2 separate regions of the Homo sapiens genome follow, and region 1 is linked to region 2. Evidence: chromatin loops called from intact Hi-C (ENCODE). Cell type or tissue: lower leg skin. All regions are shown on one strand.

Region 1 (8,000 bases), 140 kb after region 2:
GCTGTTGTTCTTAAGCCTTTGGTAAAGCAACATAGGGAGTGGCATCTTTAGATTTGTCTAAAAAAAACAAAGAACAGTTACAAATAAAATTCCATGCACATGTATCCCAGAACTTAAAGTAATATATATATATGGCAAAAAACCACAAAAACAAATAAAATTCCAGACAGAAAGACGATGCAAATATTAGAGAATTATACACAAAGTATGCCTTGCAGCTGCCACACAAACTCAACATTATGAAACTATCAAATGCACAAATGAACACTCTCTTGAGGAATTTCTAATATCAAAGGAATTGTTTTCTTCCCTTTTGGTGGTACAATTATGAAGAGGTGGGTTTTGCAGAATTTGTTTAGTGGTGGTAGGGTGGCTGTCAATTCAGGGTTGATTCAAACCTCTGTTAATTTGAAATACTCTTCCATTTTCTCCAGTAGTGAAGACTTATTTGTAGGTCATGAGATCAAAAGGTGACTACCTGAGACCGTGGAAAACCTAAAGTTGTGTCAAAGAACTATTGCCAGGGAAAAAACATCAAGATGAGTTTATTGTTAGTTTTGCTGCAGAGAGAGAGAGAGAGAGTGTGTGTGTGCATGCAGTAATGGAAACATGTGCAGATCTGATGGTGGGTTGTCCAAAACAAGCAGCCCCTGAGTGCTGTCATCCTAACACCATAGGTAGGGCTCACAGTCAGTCTTGGCTGACTCCCACAGTCAGGTTGGGAGGATGAAAGAAACCTCCACTATCTCAGGAGGCATGGAAAGCTCAGAGGAAACGAAAGACAAGGTTTGATGAGCTGCTTTTCTGGTTTTCATAGTGGTCTCTTAATAGAATTCTGAAAAGGAAAAGGAGCCACAAGAAAAAAGAGAAAGAAAATGTTCTCATCTATTTCCAAATTCTAAGGCATGACCTTCCCCCAAGAAACTCTTGGTAGATGTTTTCTCCCTTTCTCTTATTTGCAAATATAATAGAACTGTTTTATGTAATCAGTACTGGGAATAGGGAACTAATATTGGCCCATAAAACAGCCTACTTTGGGGATCGGCTATTTAGGGAGATTTGATAATAGATTTGAACATGCCCAAAATGAGCTCTATTACACTAGCCTTCTTTAGACTATATTCATGCAGAGAAAGGATCCTAAATCCTAAAATAGGAGAGTGAAAGTGAGGAGTCAGACAGGGAGAAAAGGCCTGTAGTGTCACAATTTGCAGATTGGGAACTTCCAAAAGGATTAAATACAATGTTAACTCCATTAACTAGGATGCTGAGTAGACGTAAAGCCCACCTGACATGGTTGTTTTGTTCTGTTTTTTAGTAGCTGCCAGGCATTTAAGAAAAAGCCTTTTCTGTGACCCCCCACACCCACATTGATGTTGACCTTGCATTAAAATGACTAGTTCTGTTATGGGATCTTTGGAGTGTCAATTTTCTGGCCAGAAACCTCTGTGGCTGGTGACATCTTTGCCCTAGTTCTTGTCCTGTGTCCAGGAAGAATGAGGTATGCGACAAGTGAAGAGTGAACAAGACAAAGAGGCGCCTGAGTTCTTGTCCTGCATCCAGGAAGAATGAGGTATGCGAACAAGTGAAGGGTGGACAAGGAGGAAGAGGAGCTTTATTAAGTGTTAGAACAGCTCAGAGGAGAACCACAGTGAGTAGCTCCTCTCTGTAAGCAGGTAATCCCATCTCTCCATCCTCTGCCCTGCTCTGGCTGAGCCCAGAACTTCTAGGGACCTCAGAGGGGAGGAAGTGTGTGCTGATTGTTCCATGGGCAGCCATGGGTGGGCCCAGAAAAGGCACCACAGGTCCTCACTCCAGTCGTCAGGACTGGCCGCCTGGCCTGAAGGTGGGGTCTTACTGAGGACCTGCCCTCTTCCACCCAGGAGCCTGTCTGCCTCCCACAGCAGTCCATGGCGCCCAGGCTGCTTGCACCGAGGGGCACTTGCAGGCCAGTGCTGAGCTGCCCTCAGCCCCCCTTAGCTTCCTCTCTCATGTTCGTGGGCACTCAAATTCTGGAGGGGGCCAAGGCAGCAGGGCACTGGCATGTCAGCACTGCCCTGAGCCTACACACATCCTCCGGGCTGTGACAGCACCTCCGGCTCGGCCCCAACTCCTCTCTGAGATGAGATCAGAGCAGGTGCCTGAGGGAAAAGAGAACAGGCAGTGGGAGCAGACACACCTGAGCCTGTGGTGGTGGGGCTTCCTGGCCCCCAAGGATGCAGGCTGCAGAGATGCCCGTGTCCTGCACCTGGGAGGGTAGCTACAGATGCACCTGAGGAGCTCCTGCCCCACCAACTTGGAAGGGGTGGGGCTCCCACTTGTCCCTGGCTCCTGCCCGCTCTGTGGAGCCAGAGGCCTGGGTCTGCAGCCACGGATTGGGCAGTTATAGTTGCACTCAGGAGGACAGGGATCCTGCCTGCTCCTGGCTCCCTCGAAGAGCACAGGGAGGCTCAGATCTGCAGCCCAGTAGGGTCGGGGCTCCTGCCTGATCCATGGAGCTGGAGGCCCAGGTCTATAGCTGCAGTTTAGGCGACTGCAGTGGCACCCGGGAAGCTCCCTCCCCAACCTGGAAGGGGTGGGGCTCCCACCAGCTCCATGGAATGTGCAGCCCCAGCCATGCCTCCCTGCTGCAGCCAGCATGATTGCAGCAGCCGCTGCCATCAGTTCTACTTTCCTGCCTTAGAAATTGGTGATGGTATAGCAGGAATTTTAAGGAATCAGAGAGACTGATGGGGTTCAGGGGGATATTTATTAATTATTTAGGTGCACCAGCCCAGTTGGATTAACATCCAAAGGACTGAGCCCCGAACAAAGAGTTAAGTTACCTTTTAAGCATTTCATGGGGTCGGGGGAGATCTGTGCAGGGGGAAGCGAGAAACAAAGGCAGTTATTCAATTGAGACATGCATTACTTCATTTCTTACTTTTTAAGGAAAAACATGTTTTGTGAATTGAGTTTATCTGTCTAGTGACCTTGCAGCTGCACAGCTAGGGAATCAGAGTCTTCACAATGCCTGGGAAGGGAGGAGAGATAAGGCTCACTAGCCACAGAAAAATAGGCAGTTAGTTTTTAAAGGACTCTAGCTCTTTCTCTTTCTCAGAGGGAATTGGGTTTTCTTACGTACAACTGAATTTCTGCTTACATACTCTTTAATTTCTTTTAATTCCTGTTCCAATGGGAATGAGATCTCCTAGTTTTGGACTGGGGCTAGCAGGGCCTCGGGTGCACCACCACTTGGCAACATCAGCCTCTGTCCAGAATCCTGAACCTGTAAGCTAGAACAGGGTTAGCTGACAGTGTCCTGAACCCAAGAAGGTTGGGAGGGTGGGGTTGGATTGGAGTATGCAGGATTGACAATGGTATACCTCTTCTCCAAACTACTGGCTGGGCAGAAATCTTGAGTTCTAATGAATCTGAACCTAGTTAGGCTAACCTTTCCTTAGCACCTTTCCTTAGCAGTAAAGGCTAAAATATCAAGTCAGTATCCAGGGCTTCAGCAACTCTTGTGTCCCAGTAAGACAAGCCACAAATACCTTTGGCCCCATTATCAGGCCTCCATTGCCATAAAATCTTTTTAACTCTCAAGAGGTTACAGAGAATGAATTACTCCTTAATCATACTTGAAGCAAACCTTCTGTCTAAAAATCCAACGTAGCCAGGCATAGTGACTGGAGCCTGTGATCCCAGACACTTAGGAGGCTGAGGTGAAAGAATTGCTTGAGACCAGGAGTTTGACACCAGCCTGAGCAACATAGTGACTCCCATCTCTAAATAAATAAATAGACAGATAGGTAAGTAAATACATAGACAAATTGATAGAATGATAGATAGATAAGTGAGTAATAAATAGATTAGGTAGAGATAGATAGCCAGCTAGGTAACTAGCCAACCAGCTGTCTCAAAAAAAAAAATGGCTGGCTGTGGTGGTTTATGTCTCTAATCCCAGCACTTTGGGAGGCTGAGGCAAGAGGCTCTCTTGAGTCCAGGAGTTCAAGACGTTTGGGCAGCATAGTGACACCCTGTCTCTAAAAAAAATTAAAAATTAGCTGTGTGTGGTGGTGTGCACCTGTAGTTCCAGCTACCCTGGAGGCTGAGGTAGGAGATCAAGGCTGCAGTGAGCCATGACTGTACCACTGCACTGCAGCCTGGACGACAGAGCAAGATCCTGTGTCAAGAAAAAAAAAAAAAGAAACGGTTTTTTCCCTCTACTTTCTCACAGTTAATACAATACTCAGCACAAAACACTTTTGACATCAGATTCTCCAGTGAACACCAACTGGGTGTCTTATGATTTAATTCAATTCTGACACTATCTACCTGGAGATAGTGTCAGATCCTATGGGTTAACGGCTCAGTCCCATGAGATTGTGGCCCCCATTTCAGATGCCAGTCACAAGCACTAGATTGTCACTTATACTTCTGACTCCCTGGGTATAAATTGCAGGGTCCTACAACCCCCTCCTCAGGTTCAATTAATTTGTTAGAGTGGCTCACAAGACTCAGAAACACTTACTTACATTTACTAGTTTATTATAAAGGATACAGAATAACAGCAAAATGGAAAAGATGCATAGGGCAAGCTATCAGGAGGAGGGTGCAGAGCTTCTATACTCTCTCTAGGTGTATAACCTTCCAGGCACCTCTGTGTGTTCAGCAATCTGGAAGCTCATCAAATCTCATTGTTCAAGAGTTTTTATAGTTCTGGTGTTCTATGGCACAGTAGGGTGACTATAGTAAACAACAAGGTGTTGTAGATCTCAAAATAGCTAGAAGAGAGGATTTATATGTTCCTATCACAAAGAAATAATACATGTTTGAGGTGTTGGATATGCTAATTACTCTGATCATTTGATCATTACACAATGTATACATGTATCAAAACAAAATCACATTAGGCTGCGTGCAGTGGCTCATACCTGTAGTCCTGACACTTTGTGAGACCAAGGCAGGAGGATCGCTTGAGGCCAGGAGTTTGAGACAAGCCTAGGCATCATAGTGATACCCCATCTCTACAAAAAAATTTTAAAAATTAGTTGGGCATGGTGGTGTGTACCTGTAGTCCTAACTACTTAGAAGGCTGGGGCAGGAGAATCCCTTGAGCTCAGGAGTCCAAGGCTGCTGTGAGTTATAATCAAGCGACTATACTCCAGTGAGGGCAACAGAGTGGAGACCCTATCTCCCAAACACACACACACACACACACACACACACACACACACACACACACACCACATTATACCCCATAAATGTGTACAAAATCATGTCAATGAAAAATACTTCATTTTTATGTTTTATTATTAATATTTTTAGAGACAGGGTATCACTCTGTGACCCAGGCTTCAGTGCAGTGACCTGATCATAGTTCACTGCAGCTGTGAACTCCTGGGGTCAAGCAATCCTCCCACCTCAGCCTCCTGAGTAGCTAGGACTACGGGTATGCACCATCATGCATGGATAATTAAAAAAAATTTTTTTTGTAGAGATGGGGTCTTGCTAGGTTGACCAGGCTGAACTTGAAATCCTGCCCTCAAGCAATACTTCTACCTTAGCCTCCCAAAGTGCTGGAATTACAGGCATGAGCCACTATGCCTAGAAAAAAAATTTATTAAAAAGAGTTTTTATAGAACTCATCCCTTAGCCCTGTTTTCCCGCCTTTCCTGGATGTTGGTGGGTGAGGCTGAAAGTTCCAACTTGCCAATCCTCTAATCCTCTATTACCTGTTTTTTCAGGTGACTGGCCCTATCCTGGGCTACCTGGGAGTCACACTCTGAGTTATATCATTAGCATAAACTCAGATGTAATCCAAAGGGACACATTATAAATAAGAAGATAATACTATTTCTCAGGAAATTTCAAGGGTTTTAGGAGCTCTGTGACGGGAACCAGGGACAAAGACCTAATATATTTCTTATAATATCATAGGACTATTTCCCTCAATATGACTTTAAAAAGGTTCAGTTTTTATGATGCTCAGCTTCCCCCATGACCAGGGTGACACTATTTGTAGTAAAGAGGGACAGAACAGCTGACAGCTGATAGTCAGTTGTCAGGACACTAATATTTCTTTATTCTGTTACCAAGCATAGCATTAACAGAAAGGACACAGTGCAATTCATTAGCTAGGTTTGCATCCAAGACTTGGACGAAAATGAAAGAGTATTAAAAGCGGGTAGAAACTTTGAAAGGAAAATAAATCTCGGAACCCCCAAATCACTAAGCCAAAGGGAAAAATCAAGCTGGAAACTGTATCGGACAAACCTGCCTCTCATTCTATTCCTAAATAAGATAGTTACAAAGATTTGTTTAAAAGCTACATACCCCTGTCACAATTTGCCCATAAGGAAAATCCTCATGGACAAAGGACAGACAGAACTCAAAGTCATCCCTCTGCTGCTGTGCAACAAATGCATATCTGATTGCTTCCTTTGCCCTATTGTTTCACTAAGCCAGACTAAGGCATAAGTGACTATTCCCGTAAATTGTGTATTCAGTGAAAGGCTAATCAGAAACTCAAAAGAATGCAACCATTTGTCTCTTATTTACCTATGACCTGGATGCCCCCTCCCTGCTTCGAGTTGTCCCACCTTTCTGGACCAAACCAATGTATATCTTACATATATTAATCGATGTCTCATATCTCCCTAAAACGTATAAAACCAAGCTGTATCCCAACCACTTTGACCACATGTTGTCAGGACATACCGAGGCTGTGTCACAGGCGCATCCTTAACCTTGGTGGAAGGAACATGGCTGCACTGAAGCCAGGCAGACATAGGCTGAGGTAAACATCCTGCATGACTCAACAAGTTTGGTGTACAGGCACATAAATCCACGTGTTATATAATCACAGACATGTAGCCATAACATGGGAAGGCTCATCACTCAGCTCAGAGCCACTATTGTCTGTAAAAGGTACAACTACCCTGTTAATGCTGTACAGGTGTGCCCAGAGAAAGAGAGAGCCAGAGCTGTCTGTCTTGCAGATGGACAGCGGGAAGCCAGGACACAGTTTGGCTTGCTTGCACCCAGAGGGAAAGAGTTAAGCTGCTGACCCTGAAGGGAGAGCTGGCCGTGTGGCTGCGCGTGGGAGCAGGTACAGCAGTTAGCCAAGACAGAGACAGACAGTGTAAGAGAGCTGCTGAATAAAACCATCTTTCACCTGCCTACAACCCACCCCCTCCCCTGCCCTGAGTGTTCTTTCAGCTATCTGCCACCCATCCACCCACTCCCTTCTGACCTCAGCATAGGCTGGAACCTGACCCTGGACCTGACACTTGGCAAAATAAATTTTCTAAATTGATTGAGACTCATCTCAGATACTTTTTGGTTTACAAATTGGTGACCACAGAGGGACTCAGTGGAGGTGGCCCTGACCTTTGGCAAATCTCCTGTTGGTGCTTGGTACCAGCTTCAGGTATCTTTATAGCTCAAACCAACAGGACAATTTCCTGAGGCCTGGGAGCTCCCCTCCCTTCAGAGAATCCCTGATCTCCCAAAATTTGGTTGAGATCTAAAGTATATTTTGCTGTACAACTCCTTTTCTGGAGTTTTACTTGCTTCCAACAAGGCAGGCAAGTTTTCCTGCTTCCATGACGATGGAAGGCAGGTAACTCCTTTCTGGAGTTTGAGCTTGCTTCCAACAAGGAAGGCAAGTTTGAGTTTCTTCCCGCTTCTAGGATGGTAGAGAGCAGTCTTCAGTCTGAGACCCATTTCTAGGTAAATAACTGAATTGGGTTTTTTTTTGTGTGTCTTGGAAATTCTCCTTAATAACTAAAGGTTAAAATTGACAACCAGCTGGTCTTAATTTCTCCTTACCATTAGAACACTCAGCGATCATATTGTTGGGGTTTTTTGTTATTGTTTCAGTCGTTCTCCCATCGGATTTGACCAACTCTACCCAATTTGGTCAAATCTGAATGAGAATTCCAAATCATGGGGAAAAAGGCCTCTGAATTGGCTAAAATTCCTTGCAGCTGAAAACAAAACAAAAACATATGTTT
Region 2 (8,000 bases):
AATGCTTATAGAATGACTTATGGACCCAGAATTGGGGGATTGGACACATTTGAGTCCTTCTAGTCTTTTTGACAATCAGTAGTGGAACTCCAAGGCCTGCTTCTTGTCTATCAACTCATAATAGTGCTGCCTGCCCTGTAGACCAAAAAGGTAGCTCTGGCTTTAAGATAGTAAAATTTAAAGAATTGCATGTCCTTGTCTTACAATTTAGTTTGACTGACATACTACTTAGCAGAGCAGTCCATCCTGAATATAAGTGTTGGAGCTGTGTTAGCATAGACCACTGAATGTTACGGTCCGGGCATCCGATTTGTGGTTCTCCATACAGATGTTTAGGGCTGTTCCTGCTCAGCCTCTCTTGTGTTAAACCATTGCAGGCTGCTTCTGTTTTTTTTAAGATTATGAACATATGCGGCATGGCAGGCATCAAAGTACAAGGAACTACGCCTTTTATAGGAGGGAGGGGCTTCTTTGGTTCGAGCTATAAGCTCTCCTTCTTTTTCTCCCTCTGATTTAATATGTACCTCAAACCAGAATTCATAAGGTAAGAGTTTAGGGTCATAACCTACATGTAGCTGATTATTTCCTGGGTCACAGAATGAATAGGTGGTCTGGTTGTATGTGCAGATTCCTAACTTGGTTCCTGTACATTCATAGTAGGTATGGTACAGTAGAGTTTTAACTATGGTGTTTCTTACCCAGGTAGTGTGTACACAGTATGGGCATCTTTCTAGAGATTTCTCCTTTTTTAGTATAGGCAGAAATGGTAAGAACATTAGTGTATATAATAGAAACATGCTTACACTACACATGGGCATGGCAAACCTTCCTCTGGGCATAGACATTTGCAGCATTTGCAGTAATAACATAACATAATAACCAGTATTGACAGAATTATAGCTAGGCTTATAAATTGTATCCACATTTGCTTATCCGGAGATGGTCCTTTTAGCTTCGGCTGTGCATAGACTAGTCAGCTTCCGGGCTGTGACTAGAGCAGAGCTTGCAGGATTCTCAAGCTTCACCTGTGCGTAGACTGACCAGCCTCCGGTGTGGTCAGAGCAGGGCAGTTGTCCTTCTTACCGGTAGTTGGGTTTTGCCATAGGACTGTTCTGGTGGGGCAATCTGGGTCTTGTTGGCTAGTCCACTGGTCGTCATGGGGAGTCACTGCTGCCGCTGGTTTTAGCCAGCTATGGTGAATCCAAGGTGTGACACCTGCAACTTTAACAGCAGTGGGAGTAGACATGATCACAATATGGAGCCCATCCTATAAGGGCCCCAGGGTTGTTGGATTCCACCTTTTTTTTTTTTTTTTTGAGATGGAGTCTCGCTCTGTTGCCCAGGCTGGAGTGCAGTGGCGCAATCTCGGCTCACTGCAAGCTGTGCCTCCCGGGTTCATGCCATTCTCCTGCCTCAGCCTCCCAAGTAGCTGGGACTACAGGTACCCACCACCATGCCTGGCTAATTTTTTGTTTTCGTATTTTTAGTAGAGACGGGGTTTCACCGTGTTAGCCAGGATGGTCTCATTCTCCTGATCTCGTGATCTCCCCCCCGCCGGCCTCCCAGAGTGCTGGGATTACAGGTGTGAGCCACCAGGCCCAGCCTGGATTCCACATTTTAACCCAGACAGAATCCCCGGTTTATGTGGATGCACTGGGTCTGTTAGACTTAAAGGTATCCTTTCACTTACCCAGCCTTGCACCTCCTGCATTGCCACTCCTAAAGCCTGCATCTGTCTTCTAAGGGTTAGCTCTCCTAACTCCTTTAACTACCCTCTAATTTGATTAATGATTGGGGGTGGCCTTCCAAATAATATTTCATAGGGTGAATACCCAATTTGTTCTGTAAGTGTACACCTGACCTGGAGGAGGACCATGGGCAAGACCTGATCCCATCGTAAGTGAGTTTCCTGGCAAAACATTTTTAGTAGCTGTTTGAGTGTCTGGTTCATCCATTCCGCCTTCCCTGAACTCTGTGGTCAGTAGGCTGTGTGCAGTTTCCATTTGATCTTTAAAAGCTGAGTCAGCTGTAGTACTACTTCTGCCACAAATGCAGGACCATTGTCTGATCCTAGGGTTAAAGGCAATCCAAACCTTGGTATGATGTCTTTTAGTAGCACCTTTGTCACCTCTCGTGCCTTTTCAGTCCTGGTGGGGAAGGCCTCAACCCACCCTGAGAAGGTGCAAAGAAACACTAGCATATACCGGTAACCTCCTGCTCAAGGCAACTCGGTAAAGTCTACAAGCAGGTTCTCACAAGGCACAGCTCCCATTTCCTGAATTCCTGGGGGTCGAATAGGTCCTTGTTTTGGCTTATTCCAGACACAGGATAGACATTATTCGCAAACAGCATGGGTGATGGCAGAGAGCCGTGGCACATAGAAGTGTTGACCTATCAAAGTCTCTAGTTTCCAGTGTGTGTTCTTTGATGGATCTGCTTCACAAACCTTGAGGCTATTGTCTCTGGGACGTCTAGTCTCCCATCAGAGAACAGCCACCATCCACCTTTAATATATTTCCCTGTTTCCAGAACAAAACAAGCTTTTTCACTCGAAGAGTAAGGGGGTACCTCCAGCAAAGGGGGCTCTATAAGGAGAGGCATTGCTAGAGTTCTTTCTTCAGGTGAAGCCTTGCTCATTGCTGCCTGCCGAGCCTCTTGGTCTGCCTTTCTGTTGCCCTGCACCTCATAGCTTTTCCTGATTTGGTGTCCTTTGCAATGAATGACAGCCACCTTCTCCGGAGCCCATACGGCTTCCAATAATTGCAAAATTTCCTCCTTATTTTTTATTTCTTTTCCTTCAGTAGTCAAAAGTCCTCTCTCTTTGTGTATTCCCCCATGGGCACGCAGGGTTGCAAAAGCATATTTTGAGTCAGTACATATGTTTACTTTCTTCCCCTTGGCCAATAACAGTGCTCTGGTTAATGCTATTAATTCAGCCTTCTTAGCGGAAGTCCCAGAAGGTAAGGCTTGAGCCTCAACCACTGAGTGTTGGGTCACTACTGCATATCCTGCATATCTCACCCCATCTGTTATGAAACTGCTACCATCAGTGAAGTATATAACATCTGGGCTCTCCAAGGGGGAATCTCTGAGGTCTTCCTGGCTCGAGAACACTTTGTCCACCATATTTATGCAACAGTGGGGAAGGTCCTGCCAGGAGTGAGGCAACCCAGCATCCTTCCAATCGGGTTCCTCCACAGGCAGCAGGGTAGCTGGGTTCAAGGTATTTACATTCTCTAGTGTTATCTGGGGATTTTCACATAGAAGCCCTTGATACTTTAGCATTCTAGAGTTGGACAGCCAACCATATCCTCTTTGCTCCATTAAGGTGACTACGGCGTGTGGCACTGAACTATTAACTTCTGACCTAGGGCTAGCTTGTTGGCATCTTCTATAAGGATTGCGGTAGCTGCCAATGCCCTGAGGCAGTGGGGCCAACCTAAAGCCACCAAGTCCAGTCTTTTGGATAAGTATGCTACCGGCCGATGCCAAGAGCCCAAGAACTGAGTTAAGACTCCAACTGCCATTCCTTGACATTCATCCACATACAAAAAAAGGGCTTTTTTACATTTGGCAACCCTAGTGCCGGGGCCTGGATGAGAGCTTCCTTTATATCCTTGAAGGCCTTTTCCTGTTTCTTTTGCCATAGGAGGGGCTCTCTTTCCTTTCCTTTTATAGCCTCATACAAGGGCCTTGCTGTAAGGGAGAAGTTTGGAATACAGATTCGGCAGAATCCTGCCACGCCTAGAAATTCCCTGGCCTTGTAACTGGGGTGGGCAGTGCACATACAGCCTCCTTGCGTGCACTTAAGCCTGCGCTGGCCTTGGGATACCATGAATCCTAGATATCCAACCTCCTGAAAACAGACTTTTGCCTTGTCCTTGGACACTTTATAACCAGCTTCACACAGCACGTGAAGAAGCCTCTCTGTTCCTTGGAGTCATTCCTCCCTCGTGGGGGCGGCAAATAGGAAATCATCAATGTGTTGTAATAGCACATAATTGTCACTAGGTGGCGCAAAAGCCTCAAGATCTGTAGCCAAGGCCTCCTCAAAAATGGTAGCATTCTTAAACCCTTACGGCAGCCTTGTCCAGGTATATTGCGATTGCCCCCTCTGACTTTGGGGAGCAAGCTTCAAACAAAAGAAGGCATCCTTTAAGTCCAGACATGTGAACCAAGTGGCATCAGCAGGAATCTGTCCCAACATTGTGTATGGGTTGGGTACTGTTGCATGGATAGCGACAGTGGCCTTGTTTACCACCCGGAGATCCTGCACTGGCCTGTATTCCCCATTTGATTTGTGCATGGGTAACAGAGGAGTATTCCATGAGGACTTGCATTTTACTATAATCCCATGTGTATAAAGCCGATTCAGATGCTTTTGTTATTCCATCAATTGCCTCCCTGGGTACTGGGTATTGACGGACTCATACCGGGGCAGCATGAGGGTTAAGCTCTGCTACCACTGGGGGTCTGTTTGCAGCAAGTCCAGGGTATTATCCTCGGCCCATACACCTGGTACCTTGAAAAGCATCCCCCATATATTGTGTAGGTCGGTTCTGGTGACCTTCTGGCACACGGTTCACACAGCCACCATTCCTCAGCCCTTGGGACAGTTGGAGTTCATACCATTGCCTTGGACTTTCCAAACTCCAGTGTCATATTCCCTTTAGGCGTAAAGAAAATTTCTGCCTGCAGTTTCTGGAGTAAGTCTCTCCCCAGCAAGGGCACTGGACAATTTGGCATATACGGAAACTCATGCTGCACTTCTTGTCCCCCAATAACACATCTCCTGGATTTGCAAAAAGGTCTCTTTTTTTTGGCCCCAGTAGCCCCTACAATAGTAGCACAGTTCTTTGTGGGGAGGCTAATTGGGTGAGTTACCACAGAGAAATCAGTACCAGTATCGACCAAAAAAATCCATTAATTGACCCCCTATTTCCATAGAGACCATAGGCTCCCCGGGGCCTAAAAAGATGGAGCCTGGTCTGTCTCAGTCCTCAAAATTCTTGGCCCCTGCTAAGCCAATCAGATCAGGATCTGCCCTTGATGCACCATGACTAGCAACCGAATAACGCACTTGGGTGTTAGACCATTGACCATCATTTCCATCCTTTTCCTTTTTGGGTCACTCATCTTTCCAGTGGCCCATTTTCCTGCACTTTGCACATTGGTTCCTGTCCAACCAAGATTGGCTTTCCTCTCCTGGTCTTGTCTGCCCCCTTCCTCGACCTCTGCCTTGGCCACGCCCTCTAGCAAATTCAGGGTTACTTTCTGCTAGTGCAGCAGCTATAAATTGAGCCATCTCTGTTCCTATATCTGGTTTTTCTTTCTTCCTTTGGTTGGGCTGCCTGAGCCACTAATGCCTTATAATATCTCTTTAGACAGGGCTGTAGACACTTGGGGTGAGTTTGTGCTACACTGAGCCAAGAGTCTATATAGGGAAACTGGTCTGGGTATCCTGGTTGTCTTCCAACTCCGGTGACCACGTTAAACACACGGCCAATTAATTTTCTGTCTATTGTACCTTCAGAGGGCCACCCCACATTGAAAGCAGGCCAATCTATTTCACAGTATGTCCTTAACTTTTGAGCATCCAGTTTCATCCCATAATCACCTCTAAATCCTTTTTTAAAATTCTTTATCACGCACTCCAAAGGAGTTGGCTTCGACACTTTTCCTCCCATTTCCTCCCTTGCAGTGCACTTTCCCTCTCACTTTCACTCTCAGATCCACCAGACCAGGTCCTTTTATGGGAGTTTCAGACACTGCTTAGCCAGGAATGTGCCTTCCCCTGTCACAGCCTGCTGTGGCTGTGAAACTGGTCCCATTGGCCGTATGCGGCATCCTAGGTCTGATTTCTTCCACGCTCACCTTGGAGTACACAGCCTGCCCTAAGGGATCTGTGCCTCCTCACGTTACTCCCCGCATTGGCCTCTCCCAAGACCATCTCTTTCATACACTTTCACACACCTCCCCTGCCCAGGACTCCTCATCAGACGAAACGAGCCTCTCTCATGTCCTGGGTGGGTTCACACACACCCACACACTCCCAGTTCCTGTCTCCAGATCCAGTAAACCACTTTCACTTTGTTAATGGGGACACGAGGTTCATCCAAATTAGCAAGCCTCTCCTGCCACCCCCAGCTGCTCTGGGTTGGATTAGTGGTCATTCCCTGGGAGGTGATCATCCTTATGGGACAGGCTTCCCTGCCTTAGGCACTTGCTCCTTACTACAGTTCCTGAAGTGCTGGCATCGTCCTGCAGCCCTGTTCCTGGTTCTGTTGCATTGCCGGGCAGTCTGCTGGGATGTGGGGAGAGCCAGTCTCTGTCTGGGTGAAGCTCCCCTGTGGCGTGCCTTGGATGCTGGGTCTCCCCAGCCCTGGGGCTCTAGTCCCCCAGGCAAATGAGACAGTAAATCTGTTGTCTCCAATCCCAGGCGAGTTCCCAGAAATGTTACGAGATTTTTAAGGAATCAGAGAGACCAATGGGGCTCAGGAGGATATTTATTAATTATTTAGGTGCACTGGTCCAGTCGGATTAACATCCAAAGGACTGAGCCCTGAACAGAGTTAAGTTACCTTTTAAGCATTTCGTGGGTCGGGGGAGATCTGTGCAGAGGAAAGTATACTACAGAAGTGAGAAACAAAGGCAATTGAGACATGCATTATATCATTTTTTACTTTTCAAGGAAAAACATGTTTTGCAACTTGAGTTTTTCTGTCTAGTGACCTTGCAGCTGCACAGCTAAGGAGACAGGGTCTTCACAATGCCTGGGAAAGTGGGAGAGATAAGGCTCACTAGCCACAGAAAAACAGGCAGTTAATTTTAAAGGACTTCAGCTCTTTCTCTTTCTTAGGGGGAATTGGGTTTTCTTACATACAACTGAGTTTCTGCTTGCACACTCTTTAATTTCTTTTAATTCCTGTTCCATACATACACTGGAATATTCTTTTGGAATGTGTTCTTCCTTTTCTTTCTAAGGGATACAGGCACAGAAATTTGTGGCCTATAGCTGACTGTCCTGTTGAGAATTACTGAACTGAACTGAGCTGGTTGAGAACTTTGTTATAACTTTCACATTTTATTGTACTTTTGACAAAGGGCAAAAGAAAAGTTAAGTTCTGTGTAGAATAAACCCAAAGCTATGTTTGCATAATCTTATCAGTTGTTTTGTATGTTGGCAGATACTATCTTTACTTTCAGAAAACACAGAGAGATCAATTATTATACTTGATCTACAGAGTGCTCAGATAATATAATAAAGTAAGTATGTGATTTCTACTATGATCCCAAAGAATTATATTCACAAAGGCAGTAGATAAAAGGTAGGGAAAACAATGAGAACATCCAGTATTACTTATACAAGAAAACAATGTGATTTCCCATGTGTTTAAGAGTTTCATTGGGCCGGGCGCGGTGGCTCACGCCTGTGGTCCTAGCACTTTGGGAGGCCGAGGGGGCGGATCACGAGGTCAGGAGATTGAGACCATCCTGGCTAACACGGTGAAACCCCGTCTCTACTAATGGTACAAAAAATTAGCCGGGCGTGGTGGCAGGTGCCTGTAGTCCCAGCTACTCAGGAGGCTGAGGCAGGAGAATGGCGTGAACCTGGGAGGTGGAGTTTACAGTGAGCCGAGATCACGCCACTGCACTCCAGGCTGGGCGACAGAGTGAGACTCCATCACACACACACACAAAAAAGAGTTTCATTGATACATTATGTGCATCTTCTTTTGTGCCACTTACCACATGGTTACATGGAGGAGTGTTTTGTTTAGCATATACATTTTCCTTCTCATGCTAATGTATTTTGTTTTTAGAGGCTAAAAAGCAGTCAAGGTCCAGGGAGCCCACTCTTTTCTTTTACCTTACAGACCTTGGTGTTTGCGGTGGGTCTATAGGGTAATCATAGAGTTTTCAGGCTAAGCCTGTAAGAGTGGTCCACCGTAGATATGACCTTGGACCTGACTGGAAAAGAGAAAAACATCAACATCACC

Evidence for each region. A loop is a pair of places that touch in the nucleus more often than their neighbours do. Peaks named below come from ENCODE experiments on the same cell type or tissue, not always from the same donor. Only the 100,000 strongest peaks of a DNase experiment are listed, where the experiment ranks them.
Region 1: a loop joins it to region 2, with 9 times the contacts of the local background. A loop is called at or near these places in 8 of 110 quality-filtered maps.

The regions. Positions count from the first base shown.
Region 1 is chrX:120,221,589-120,229,588 of GRCh38, forward strand. No RefSeq gene overlaps it. Among named protein-coding and RNA genes, the nearest start is that of ZBTB33, 25 kb to the right of the region's middle. RefSeq lists a silencer at 2,849-3,143. In lower leg skin, no CTCF peak of the experiment used is centred here; no DNase peak of the experiment used is centred here.
Region 2 is chrX:120,081,762-120,089,761 of GRCh38, forward strand. The region is part of intron 1 of RHOXF1-AS1 (RHOXF1 antisense RNA 1); the gene reads left to right. Among named protein-coding and RNA genes, the nearest start is that of RHOXF2B, 8.1 kb to the left of the region's middle. In lower leg skin, no CTCF peak of the experiment used is centred here; no DNase peak of the experiment used is centred here.